Regions from separate parts of the Homo sapiens genome. Here region 1 is linked to region 2. The links are chromatin contacts, found by Hi-C or POLR2A ChIA-PET in ENCODE. All regions are on one chromosome and are shown on one strand. The core of a region is the stretch at or near the end of the contact, and the rest is flanking DNA. Distances in the headings are between cores, read along the strand shown. Region 1 overlaps CREB5 (cAMP responsive element binding protein 5). Region 2 overlaps CREB5 (cAMP responsive element binding protein 5).

What was found. Hi-C counts contacts between places; a loop is a spot of excess contacts on that map. ChIA-PET counts read pairs that join two places held with the same protein, here RNA polymerase II (POLR2A). Pooled maps may share reads with other maps.
Region 1: a map of DLD1 shows a loop between it and region 2 (5-fold over the local background). The contact joins two enhancer-like sites. A Hi-C loop is called at or near these places in 2 of 168 maps with a recorded cell type or tissue (DLD1 and astrocyte of the cerebellum) and 1 of 50 pooled maps. POLR2A ChIA-PET finds 5 or more read pairs at or near these places in 3 of 52 experiments (AG04450, HEK293T and MCF 10A).

Annotation. Positions count from the first base shown.
Region 1 is chr7:28,798,342-28,805,384 of GRCh38, forward strand. It overlaps CREB5 (cAMP responsive element binding protein 5), which reads left to right. Exons shown (of 11, transcript NM_182898.4): 8 at 5,858-6,181. Among named protein-coding and RNA genes, the nearest start is that of TRIL, 160 kb to the right of the region's middle. Within about 2 kb of position 2,064, at least 3 of the 41 ENCODE cell types and tissues checked have a DNase peak (open chromatin) inside an H3K27ac peak, as active enhancers do.
Region 2 is chr7:28,744,302-28,750,523 of GRCh38, forward strand. All of the region lies in intron 7 of CREB5 (cAMP responsive element binding protein 5), which reads left to right. Among named protein-coding and RNA genes, the nearest start is that of TRIL, 210 kb to the right of the region's middle. Within about 2 kb of position 1,315, at least 5 of the 41 ENCODE cell types and tissues checked have a DNase peak (open chromatin) inside an H3K27ac peak, as active enhancers do.

The DNA.
Region 1 (7,043 bases), core at 814-3,313, 55 kb after region 2:
TGCTAATGGGAGATAAATTGCCCAGGGTGGGTGTGGGTGGGTGTGCTGCGTGTGTGCACACTCACGCAGGCACACAAGCATGCACGCTCGTGGCAGTAATGACGTGTGGGTGTACCCAGGCTTCACTCGACATGCCAATGATGCAAACTTGAGCTAAACGGGAAATTAAAGAGGGACCAGGGCTGGGCCATGACAGCAGCGGCCACACTCGGATGGGAGGAGGCGAATAGTTGGTTCCTTACCAAGAACCCGGCAGCAGGCCCACCCTCCCGTCGCGGATAGTGGACAGGAGCTGAGAAAATACATGGACCAAATGAAAATGACTCCTTTTGACTGAAACTACCTGTGCGTCAGGCTTCTCGCCGCCTCCCCTAATTTTCTCTGATATAAATGAACATGGTAGAAGATGACAGAAAGTCGACAAGAATCATTTTTCTTTCTTTCTTGCAGTCATGTCAGTAATAGCCCTGGGTTTTATAGCTGAAAAATATATGTTTATTTGCTCATTAATTTTCCTCTCTCTCCCTTGCCTTTTCTTGGCATTAGGTGGAATGTTATTTAAAACAAGACACAGTCCAGCTTCAAAAAGAAAAATCATTCTGCAAAATACAGCTTAGACCCATTTACTGGTCATTTATCATCCCTAAGAGAGTGGAGTAGAAATTTCTATATTTGGGAGATTTGAATGATTTACAGTGCAACTGTGACTCTTGTTGGCACCAGGATCCAGGGACGCAGTAGGTTCCTTAGGACTTCGAAGAGTGTCCCACACTGTTTCGAAATGACATGGAGAATATTCACTGTGGCACATGCAGAGCAGCTTGATAATCACTTATCTTCACTGCATTCCTTCAAATATGACACAGGCTGCTGCTCAGAGGGTAGACTCAACCCAGAGGCCTATCATTTTCTGAGGGGTGATCAAAAGTCTTCATCTCCACATCTAAGTGTGTATTTCTTCTCTCTGGTGTTTTAAAAAGCTTGGTTTTATGCATCTTCCACTTCCTTCAAATAGTGGGCAAATAACAATGTGCCTATTATGGTACCTGGCACATAGTTGAAGCCCAATAAACATTTGTTGAGTAAATAAATAGTTAAGTAGAATGTTAAAAGCATTGCTAGCATTATTGTCTTGGCCTTAACAGTGCAAGAATAGACTTGAGGCAATCAAGTAATTTCCCTTAACAGTATAAGCTAATTATTTGAGAGATGAAGATCTGGTGCATCGTATTTATTTGTCAGGTTCCATTTGCTCCTAATTAAAGGTGGAAAAGTTGTTTGTAGCTTTGAAGGGATGGCACAATGACCCACTCCTACATAGATTTTTTTATTTTCCTTGCCACGTTTTCAAGGAAAATACATCAAGATAAAATTAACAGGCATTCCTCTTACTTACTTCTGTTTTCTTTTCTCTGTTACTGTTTTCTAGAGGGCAGGCAGGGTGTGGAGCAGTAAACTGTTTTGACTGTACTTTTACAGCCCATCTGCCTACATGACTTCTGTAGTTGATTCTGCTAACCTTGGTTGACTAATAAAATCATCCTCCCACATAAATACCAGCTACAGTGATCCAAGATTAAAATGCTGCATTTATCATAAGCCTCAGAAAGTTTAATTCATTCATTCCTTCATTCATTCCACAAATATGAATTCAGTGTATCATATGTATCAGGCTCTGTGCTAAAGCTGTGTATTTAACACTGAGCAAACTCTAACATGGTTTCTGCTCTAAGCTTACAATCTGAGATGGTTGATGAATATTAATTAAATAATCATACTCAAATTATATCGCTACAAACTAAACTATTTTTTAAAAGAAATATGGTTCTACTAGGACCATATAACAACAGGAACTGATTTACACTAGGAGACCAGGGAGAAGTTTACTAAGGAGAAGGCTGGACTGAAGAAAGGGGATGTCTGAAGTACATCTGAAGAAAGGGAAAGAGCGTCCTAGGCAAGAAGATTGTGAAACGCGAAGGCCCCATGTCTGGAGGGTGCATGACGCGCCCTCCAGAAACTGAAAGTTGGCCAGTGTGGCTGGGTGGGAAGAGAAAGGGCTGACGGGAAGGCAGGCCTACGCCCTGCAGGGACCACAGCTAGGCCATATTAAGGGCTTGGACCTTCATCCCCTGAGCATTAGACAGACTTACAAGGGTTAAAGCCAAGGGTGAGGAAGTAGAGGCAGGGAGAAGGGATACATGGCCCTTATCATGTCTGTGTTTTGGAGTAGGGGAAATGTAAGTGTCAGTTCTTCACAAATACAACAAGGGAGATGAAGATGCTGAGCCCTGGACAATCCTTTCTTTGCTGCAGATGAGGTTCCTGGAAATTCTTTACCATCCACTCTCCCTTCCACTAAATTTCAGAAAGAGTGCATCCAGGTCCCTAGCTGTGTGCTGAGTAACACTTGCACGTGGCCATTGCTGGACCATTCGGCAATAACGTCTCCTCTTGTCAGCTCTTCTAGCCCCTTCTCGCGCTTTCTGCTTTTCCTTTTGATGATGGGGAGGTGGCAAAACACAGTTCATTTCTCTCTTTGGCAAAGTGTGAATGGCATGGCTTGTGGCACCTTCTCTCTTGGTTTAGAGAACAGGCTTTGGAGTTAGAGTGGCTTTGCCTCTCCTTTAGCCTTACACGGTTGTTCTGAGGATTAGGTAGCTTGATACTTGTAAAACATATAGAACAAGGACTGGCACATAGCATGTACTTAGTTAATGTTAGCCATTATTATTACCTATTTTTGCAGATATAGAAGGCTGTCAAAGATATATTGCTAAAGGGACAAAAAGCAAGATACAAAACTATGTATTAAAACAGCTTGATTTTGTGCAAAGCAAATGTCTGAGGATATGTGGTGGTTACATCTGAGGAACAGGACTGGGGTTTAGGGGAGAAGGCTAGGCAAGTGGCTTTTACTTTATTATCTAATATTTTTGTAGTAATTGATTTTTTATTATAAAAAGTATACTTTTATAGTAATGAAATTACAAGGAATAGTTTAGAAAGTCCATACTTTCCATCATGTCATTTTTTTAAAAAGGCATGATGATTTCAACATAACCTCTTTTCATATTTTTTCATCCTTAAATTCGGAAGTATCATCCAAAAACTTCTCCTGGGGGTAAAGAAACATGTATCTAAAACCCAGCAATTCCCCAGATTTTCATTTCTTTGCTGTGCCATAGTCAAATAAAAGTTTTTAAAATTACATGCTATTTTAATTCCACAGTTACAAAATTATTCTAGTTATTCTTTCATCTCTCCATATACATATATAGAGTTGTCTGGAATGCTGTTCACCCACCAGATATAAACAACGCATTTGGCTTCATTGTTGCTGACTTCATTGCAAAGCATTGCTTAAATTTTTATAATAAGCATTTTTATAAAAACAATGAAATCATTGCTTAAAATTGGAGATGAGAAGTGTTAGTTCACTTTTCTGTTTAGAAGTAAACATGGCCGGGTGTGGTGGCTCACGCCTGTAATCCCAGCTCTTTGGGAGGCCGAGGCAGGTGGATCACGAGGTCAAAAGATGGAGACCATCACAGCCAACATGGTGAAACCCTGTCTCTACTAAAAATACAAAAATTAGCTGGGCATGGTGGCACACGCCTGTAGTCCCAGCTACTCAGGAGGCTGAGGCAGGAGAATCGCTTGAACCCGGGAGGCAGAGGTTGCAGTGAGATCTTGCCACTGCACTCCAGCCTGGCGACACAGCGAGACTCCATCTGAAAAAAAAAAAAAAAAAAAAAAAAAAAGGAGGAAACACAGTACCCAGCATCTAATCTTTCCCAGACATTTAGGATGCTGAACTTCTTCAGGATTATGAAGGTCAGTAGCTGTTGTGCAGTATCTGTTGCTCATGAAAGAGGTGAGAAGTAGACTATGTGGCTACCGAATCGGGATGACAAAAATATTTTAAATGATGACCGCATATTAACATACAGTCTACCATCCTTTCCTCTTGTTTTTTATTTATTTTTTTTCTTAGCAGGTAGAGGCTCTTTATGTTTAATTAAGGATTTTGATTAATTGAATTGGTATTTTTCAATAGTGTATGTAACTGGTTGAGAATCATTAATATTGTACAGTGTTAGAGCATAGTAGCTTTGATCGTCATTTAAATACAACTGTTTCCTTGCCCAGCAATTATACACCACTATCATGAATCAGATAAGAACACAAATCTGGAAAGAACTTGCAGTCCCCTGGTAAATACTTCATGAAGGCAATGGGAGCTTGCCAATTAGACAATCATCTCTGCATAAGATATATTTCCAACGAGTAACTGCATTATACAGTCCTTAGCACATTATGCCCCTCGGGATATGATGATAATTGACTGTGTCACAGAAGAAACAATTTTGAAGAAACTGGGACTAAGCTGATTATCAACTGAATCTTTAGAACGGGGTTAGCAAATGATGGCCCAAGGGCCAAATCTGGCCCGCTGCCTAATTTTGTCCAGTGTATGAGCTAAGAATGGTTTTCAAGTTTTAAGTGACTGGGGAAAAAAATCAAAAGTAGAATAACATTTCTGACATGTAAAAATTATATGAAATTCAGATTTCCTGTCCCTGAAGTTGTATCAGAACATAGCAGATTCATTCATTTATACATTGTCTGCAGCTGCTTTTGCACCACAGTATCAGAGTTGAGTAGTTGTGACACAGAAGATAAGAGAAGAAAATACTGACTATCTGACTCTTTATAGAAAAAGTTTGCTGACCCCTCCTTTAGACTCAGGTACAAGTTATTTGTGTGCATGTCTGCTTATGAATGGATAATGCTTTTGTGTTAGAAATACATCTGGCCAGTTGATGTGGCCATCAAAGGAGGTGCAATACTTCATATTCTTCTATTTTCCTCACTCCCTTCTCAAAGTCAAAAGAAAGCTATTGAGTGAGAAAAATTAAGAGTATTGGAAGGGACCATAAGAAAAATCATGGTAACAGAAAAGACCTACACATTACCTCCGAAGCTTGTAAATTACTAACTCTAATTTTAAGCCCTAAAATCAGATTAGCTCTCTACTTTTTAAAATTTGAAATTATTTATTCTCTGTGTCTGAGAAATATTTTGAGAGGCAAGAGCATTTGTTCTTGTGACTCTTACAAGATACAGTGGCTGGCCGGGCACGGTGGCTCACGCCTGTAATCCCAGCACTTTAGGAGGCCGAGGCAGATGGATCACGAGGTCAGGAGTTCAAGACCAGCCTGGCCAAGATGATGAAACCCCATCTCTACTAAAAATACAAAAATTAGCTGGGCATGGTGGCAGATGCCTGTAATCCCAGCTACTCAGAAGGCTGAGGCAGAGAATTGCTTGAAGCTGGGAGGCGGAGGTTGCAGTGAGCCGAGATCGCACCACTGCACTCCAGCCTGAGTGACAGAGCAAGACTCCATCTCAAAAAAAAAAAAAAAAAAAAAAATTAAATACAGTAGCACACCAGATGGAGTCTCTTTGTTCAGTGCTATCACCATATTGAATGGTGCTCTTTGGTGTATGCTTGCATTCAGTTGTAGATACGATATAATGCATGATTGGATAATAGGAAATACCTTTTAGTAGAATGTATGATTCTTGATAGGATATCCTGCCCATTGGCTTTGACAGTTGAATTAACCTATTTGGCTGACATTGACCCTCCTACTGACCACGATATATAAGAAAATATGAAATTAATATAAAAGCTATCTTGTACTGGTAGCAAGATAGCTACTGGTAGGAAACATTAACAATAGCATCGTAAAATATAGAATTGAAAATGTGAGTCATTTTGCTTTTAAATCTCTATCATGTACATGACTGACTTCAGTTGTTCTCTCTCCTCCCTTTTGTTCTGTTTCAGAGGTTGAAGGCTGCATTGACTCACCACCCTGCTGCCATGTCAAATGGGAACATGAACACCATGGGACACATGATGGAGATGATGGGCTCCCGGCAGGACCAGACGCCACACCATCACATGCACTCGCACCCGCATCAGCACCAGACACTGCCACCCCATCACCCTTACCCACACCAGCACCAGCACCCAGCACACCATCCTCACCCTCAACCCCATCACCAGCAGAACCATCCACATCACCACTCCCATTCCCACCTTCATGCACACCCAGCACATCACCAGACCTCGCCACATCCGCCCCTGCACACCGGCAACCAAGCACAGGTAGACCTTTTCCGTGATCTCTTTCCCCTTCTTATTCTCCTTCTTAACAGTGCAAGCTCTAATGCTGGGGTCATTTGCAGCAATCTTGTTTGACAAGCCCAGGTGTTCTATCTCACATTCTAGGGGCTCTGTTTATCTCCTAGGAGGCAAGCCTTACCCATAAGACCCTACCAGATCATAATTTCTATAAATAATACACTAAAAAATATCAGGTCTAGTCTCTAAGGGCAAGCATAAACTTTAAGTTCTCCAAAATCTATTTTTGCAGTGTGTCAGAAAGTTAGCCCCTCTCAAAAGTAATATGAATCAATGGATTAGGAAGAACTTAAGCTTGTGAAGAAAGATGTGAATTAAGAATGAGAAAAACGAGTTAATTCTAACCCTGGTTCTAGCTGCTATGTTTTAAAACATCATAGAGACTCAATTTTGTCACCTGTAAAATGGAAGTTAAATACAACAGGCAATCTTCTGAGTAACAGTGAATGTTAAAAATCTAAAGAGTAACAATTCAAGGCAGACAAAGAAGCTCCATCATGGATGCTAGGGCGTAAGGTGCTGTGTAAATGGTGAAGAGAGGTGACTCATCCCCCTGAATGAGAAATGCGTTGGAGGGAACAGAAAGAGAGCCAAGTTCTGTAGATGATCAGACCAAGAGAAAGGCCAAATCCCAGTGGGTGAGAGTCACCAGGAGTGGCTGCAAAGAAAGCCAGCATTTAGACAAAACTGAAAGAGGGTTGGGGGACCAGGCAGACATTATGTCACCCACGGCCAAGAAGAGAGGCGAGTCCTGTACTGGAGTGAGTTTTAGTAAGTGGATGAAGGGCATGTCCAGGAGCATGGCTGGGCCTAGACACTTTGGATC
Region 2 (6,222 bases), core at 65-2,564:
GCCCATCCATATGACCTCTCATTTTACCTTTAGTACCTCTTTTTTTTTTTTTTTTTTTTTTTTTTGAGATGGAGTCTTGCTTTGTTACCAGGCTGGAATGCAGTGATGCGACCTCAGCTCACTGCAGCTTCCGCCTCCCACGTTCAAGCGATTCTCGTGCCTCAGCCTCCCGAGTAGCTGGGATTACAGGTACACACCACCACGCCCTGCTAATTTTTGTATTTTTAGTAGAGACGGGGTTTCACCATGTTGGCCAGGGTGGTCTCGATCTCTTGACCTCAGGTGATCCACCCGCCTCGGCCTCCCAAAGAGCTGGGATTACAGGCATGAGCCACCATGCCCGGCCCCCTTTATTACCTCTTTAAATGTCCTGTCTCCAAATACAGTCACATACTGAGGTCCCGGAGTTAGGATTTCAACATATGAATTTGAGGTGGGACATGGGAGGAACAAAATTCAGCCCATAGCAGTTTCCTAAACTGAAGATTGCTTAAATATTAAAATCTTAAACAAAATCCTAACCAGGATGCAATGATTTGCCTTTGCAAAATCAAATCTCGAATTCCAGTGGGAGTTCTCTAAGGATCTGTAAAGCCTAACTGTGTTGGGCTGGTCTTTCTCAGGAAGAGACCTCCCTTGAGAATATTGTAGCTTGCAGACTGGTTCATTTATGAAGCTGAAAGCAGGCAAGAGAGGTGCCCAGGGTACAAATATAGGAAAGAGCTTGCTCTTGGCTGTCTGCATGCTGACCGTGTACTGTGCATTTGCACAATTCTGAGAGTGAATATCTCTTTAAATCTTGTGCCCTGAACATCTCTCTTGCTCCACGCTGGTCCTTGCACTTCTGTAGAGGAAGGCAAACAGTATTCATAAGTTGTAGTCGCTCTTTCAATGATGTTTTGGCAAACATCTAGTATTCAAGTGTTCTCAGAAGTTGATTGAAAGTGTGATTGTTAACACAGGCTGGGGGAAGGAATACGAAGGTGTCCTAAGTCATTTCCTTGTTAATAGTGACAGCCACTGAACCAGGAATAGATTTTGAGGTCCTTGTGCTGTATCTCTACATTTGTAACCCAATGTCATGCTTGCTTTTATTTGGCTGCATTCTTAGCCTTGATGCTAGATGATGACCTAGAGGACAGCCCAGGATTTGGGAAGGGATTCCATGCCTTGATTTGTGAATCCATAGCCAGGCTCAGAATATGCTGAGGTCTTTGGCACTGTGTCAGTGATATGATCCTCTCAGAAGTGTCCAGCTCTATTCTGAGAACGGAGCAGGCGCAGATGCACCTCATCTCTGCCAGTGGCTGTGGCTGTGAACTTTAGAAACCCATTCTGCTATTACAGAGCAGAACCCCAAGAGCTAGAGCAGATGATCCACACCTCTGGAGCATGCTGCTGTTCTAGCAACAGGCCGGAGCTGTCTAGACAGGAGAGAGCTTTCCTTCTTACCCCTGGCAGTCCTTGATCTGACCATGGAGGCAATGCTGTTTTCTTTCCAGAAGTGGCGTGGTTAGTGAGGCAGTGAATGTTGCTGTCTTTTAAGAGACCAGCTAGGACACCTAAGTCCCAGGCTTTCAGGATGAACATTTTAGTGCTCTGGCTCCCTGCTTTTGCCTAAGAACACGCACTTCCTCCAAGAACCTGCTCAAGCCCTCCTGGAGGAAGTCCAGATCAATGCTTCTACTCACTGTCCTCAGCTCAGTGCCTTGACATGAATTTGCAGAGCCTGATGAAATATTTTCTCATTCTGAGGGGAAAATCAAAGCCACCTCTCCCCTTCCATCTGACTATTCAAAATGTACCAGAATTTCCTTTAGAAGTTGATCTCTAAGGAGGTACAAAGCTACTTTTGCAATGAGCCCCCTTTTTAGTATTACGTGAAAGTTCCACCATTAATATTAGCAAAAATGAATTCTCTAGGGACATGGAGAGAAAGAAATTTTGGTTATAAGGTCAGTCTGCCTGTAACTTTCTCATTCTCTCACTCTATGTAAAGCAACAAGAAAAGTTGTAAGTTCAACATGGCATTAGTCTGTAGAGGCTCGTTTCAATACCACAAAGGCTACTTCCAGCTAAATTTTAATAATCTAAGGCCTTGCTGCTCAAAGTGGGGTCCCTTGACCCACAGCACCACCGGGGAGCCCTTTAGGAATGCAGAATCCCTGGCCCCACCTCAGACCTGCTTTTTAATAAGATTCTCAGGTAGCTCGCAAGCACATTAAGCTGTGAGAAGCACTGTTTTAGGAACTAATGAACCTTAAGAGATTCTGTCCAAAGACAGGAAGATTTGAATTATCTTCTCTACCCAGAAGCTGATAATTAACTTTAGCAGTTGTTAGAGGCGATGGTTTCTTCCTATCAAGTCCTTTTGCAGATGGTCCCTCTCTTATCCATTCTGTTTGAGACCCCTTCAGTTTGTAATGAAGCTTAATTGATTAGCTCTATTTGTGAAAAGCTCAGGCCCTAATAAGCACACTCCCACTGGGTACACAACTAAATAGTTTATGAGGTAATTCGTATTTTAATGTCTTTCCTAATGAGCCCTTTCAGTAATGAAATCCCCTGAGAAAACGTTATTGGTTCCCAGACGTTTCTTAGGCTCCTAGGGCAGGAAGGCTGATGAAGGTGGAAACATGAGGCTCTAGAGTAGAAAACAGTTTTCAGTTCAAAACAAGGCAGATTCTTTTCTTCCCCCTCAAGAAATATTTCAAATATGGCTTTTCATACCTTATTTTCTAAATCCTTATCTTCTCAATCATTTAGAAAAACTAGAAACAAGACTTTTTTTTTTTTTCCTGAGGCTGTTGTGGAATTCCTTTCCTCTGCAGTAAATAAATAATATGAGGGTTGCCAGTGTGTATGATGTTATACAAACAAGAAAGACAGATGGAGAGGAAAAGATACAGGGAGACAGAAATGTGTGCACACACACTTGTGTGCAAATACACACACAGCACCTGCTTGGTGCCTCAATGTTCTTTGTAAGTCTGTATTTAAATCTTCTCAGCATCATCACTTCTGTAATAGTTGATAAATGTGTCAATCCCTCCTCATTAAGGGTGAAGCCAAAATGAGTCCCATAATGAGAAAGAAGCATTTAGAATAGCAAAGTGGCTGAGCAACAAGACAGTTATCTGTAGCACAGCAGAATTCGATCCAAAGGGAGTTACAGCAAATTCCCTTTAAGTGAGGAAGGAAGCTGTGTCACAGGGGTTTGCTGGCAGCTGTCTGGAACCTGCAGTGGTGAAGGGACTCACCTTTCTGCTCCGAAGCTGAGCAGAGAGTAGACACACTCATTCTTGAGCCCTAATTTGAAGCCAGACAGCAGGCAAAGAAGACCAGTCCCAGCGTGTTTTTTTTCCAGTCTCTCCCTCTGAGAAAGCTTCAGACACCAGGCTGGGTTGGCCAGCCTGACACAGTGCCTGTCCTGTAAGTGATGGCAAAGCGTATCCTGACCCTACTTTACCTAACACGAAGATCAAAGCCTCCCAGCATGTAATGGATGCTGAAAAACAGCCTTTGTTTACCAGTCTTGCCCTTTAACTTGTTAAGGGCGCCCCTCCCCTGAAGAAACACACTTTCTCAGCTGGATGCAGGAGAGGGAACAGAATTGTGGAAGATGTCCTTAACAGGCCCTTCTAGAATCACTGCTCACGGTGGTGTCTCCATTCCCATAGGAGGAAAGCCAGAACCACAGGCCAGGGTCAATGAACGTATTCCAGCTGGGCCTGTGGCCATGTGGCTGGCTGCAGATTTTGCTTTGTTACCTGATGGCTTTGGATAAGCAGGATAAAAAATAATGACTTAATAGACCATGAGTTTTAATAACATGTCTGCAGGTCACTGGGAACAGGGACAGCATAGAGCTCATGTGTAGTGTTTTGCTTTGTTTTCTTGACAAGCAAAATGAGTTGTCTTCATGGGTACTGTATGCAAATCTAAATCTCTACAAGCCAAATTTTGTGGTAAATTCTGTGATCTGTGGGTATGTCAGGATTTTATGAATGAGACAAGCACATATATGTGTAGGACTTCTTTGAAATCCCAGTTATCACTCTAGCTGTCACTATGAGGAAGAACAATGTGTGGGCAAGGAAAAGCTCTTTGCTCAAAGCCAGAGCCAGCAATCTTGAGGACAGAGACAGCATTCTAAGTGTGATCCTGCTAAAACTAGAGAGAATGTGTCCAAGCCAAGGACGACGAATTACTAGAGCTCAGTGGTATGAAAAAAGAAGAATCTCAGAGTTCTGGAGAAAATTCTTTAAATACCCAGGGCAGGCTTTGTGGAGGTACCTTCATCCTTGAGAAGAGAGACTTCAGTATCTGTGGAACAAGTGAAGCTAGAACTTGGCATCGGAGCATAGTGCTGAGCAAAGAAGCCTCTACTCAGATAGATTTGAGTTACCACGGCATGCCAGTGAGGAAAAGCAGCCTGCACAGGCCCCAGCGTGCAATGAGGATTTTAAGATGGTTTGTAGGTCTTGGCCCTCCAGACAGTGAGTTTGCAAGCCTCTGTGAGATTCTGCCTGGAAAGGAATAAATGCAAGAGGGGAGGAAAATCTGAATGAAGTTTTTATTCTGGAGGGCTCTCCCAGTGTCGTAGCTGCTTTTGTGCAGGGACAGGGACAAAGAAAGCAACCAAAGAGTGGGTGGCTGGGATTTATGTATTTGATTGTCTCACTTAACAATCAATGAGGCTTTAATATTCTTGAAAGTTCAGGCTCCTACTAAAACTGCCTTGAGCCAACTGCAACTTGGATTTGTAAGCAGAATCCAAGCCTGACCTCCTAAGGTGTATGCTCCAACCCCTTATTCTCTGAGTGTTTCAGCATCTGTGAAAGCAGAGGCCTCAACCCAGAGTGGTAATTTCAGCAACTTTTCCAAACAACATTCTGGGCGAGACAAGTCAGCTCCTTCCCATTTACTTATGAGTTAATTAGTATTTAAATACAAGTCTCCAGGCCAGTGATTTATTTTAATAATATCTTAGCCCCTTGGCAGGCCCATGACTTCATGACTGCAGCAGTGGGGAAAGGGCACACCGCCCTGATGGATGTCTCAGTGCTGCATGTGGCTGATTTACAAGGCAGTCCTCTGATCTGAGTCACTCTTACTTCCTCTGCTGCAAACCCATTGAGTGGCACCCAGCGGTTGGAGCGTCTACTTGCTTAAAGTGACAGTTAAAAGAAGAGAGTGGGTTGAATACAAATAACGTGGATGAAATTATTATTGAACAAGAAATCACTGGATACTTCAAATTGTGAAGCAGTTGTATATTGGCCAAATAGGATCAGTTTCCATATGTTCATTGTCTGTTGCATTTATTAAAACAAAAGGCTATAGATGCTGGTTTTAAATCAGTCATCTGCATTTTATAGGTCTCATTACAACAATGTCCATAATGATGGAGTCAGCTGATTTTTTTCAAGACAATCTTTAAGGTTATTTTGTGTTTATTAGGTTGCTAGGGGTACCTAATACATCAGTACGAATAGAAGAAGTGTTTAATGCAGTTGCCAGATTTTTATGCAAGATAAATAGTTTTACATGTCTCAGAAGTAGAATCCAATTGGCCAAGAAGTTGGCCAAGAGCTGAAATTTGACATCATTCTTGGCAACTGATAGTTTTTTTTTTTAACGTGCATTATATAAAAAGCTCACTATATCTTTTCTAGATATAATATTAGACTGCAAATATAACTTTTAACAATAAATCAATATATGTAAATGATAAAGTATGTTTCCTAACTGTTGGTCACAGCAATAGACAACATTTCAAATGGAAATATGCATTTTTTCTTTTTTCCTTTAGTATTTTTGAAATGAGAATATATGTGGCATATCTTTATGTTGTAGAGCTCAGTGATACAACAAATACCTATGAGCCCAGCCCCCAGCCCCCAGCCCCAGAACCAGAGCATCACCAGTCATTTCTAACTGTCAGTGTGTTCCTTCCACGTTCCATCCTGCCTCGCCCTTGGGGTCGTCACTGTCCTGAAGTTGGGGCTCATCATCCTTTGGCATTTAAAAGGAGTTTTATCACAAATGTATGCATATCTTAACAATAAACTGGTTAATCTTGCTTGTTTTTGAGCTTTATATGAAATGGCATATAGAATGGAGTTGTCTGGGCTTGCTTTTTCACTTAACATTATAAATTTCTGACAAGAAAATTTGTGGATCTCATTTTAAGGAAGAGAATGGCCCCATATACAAATC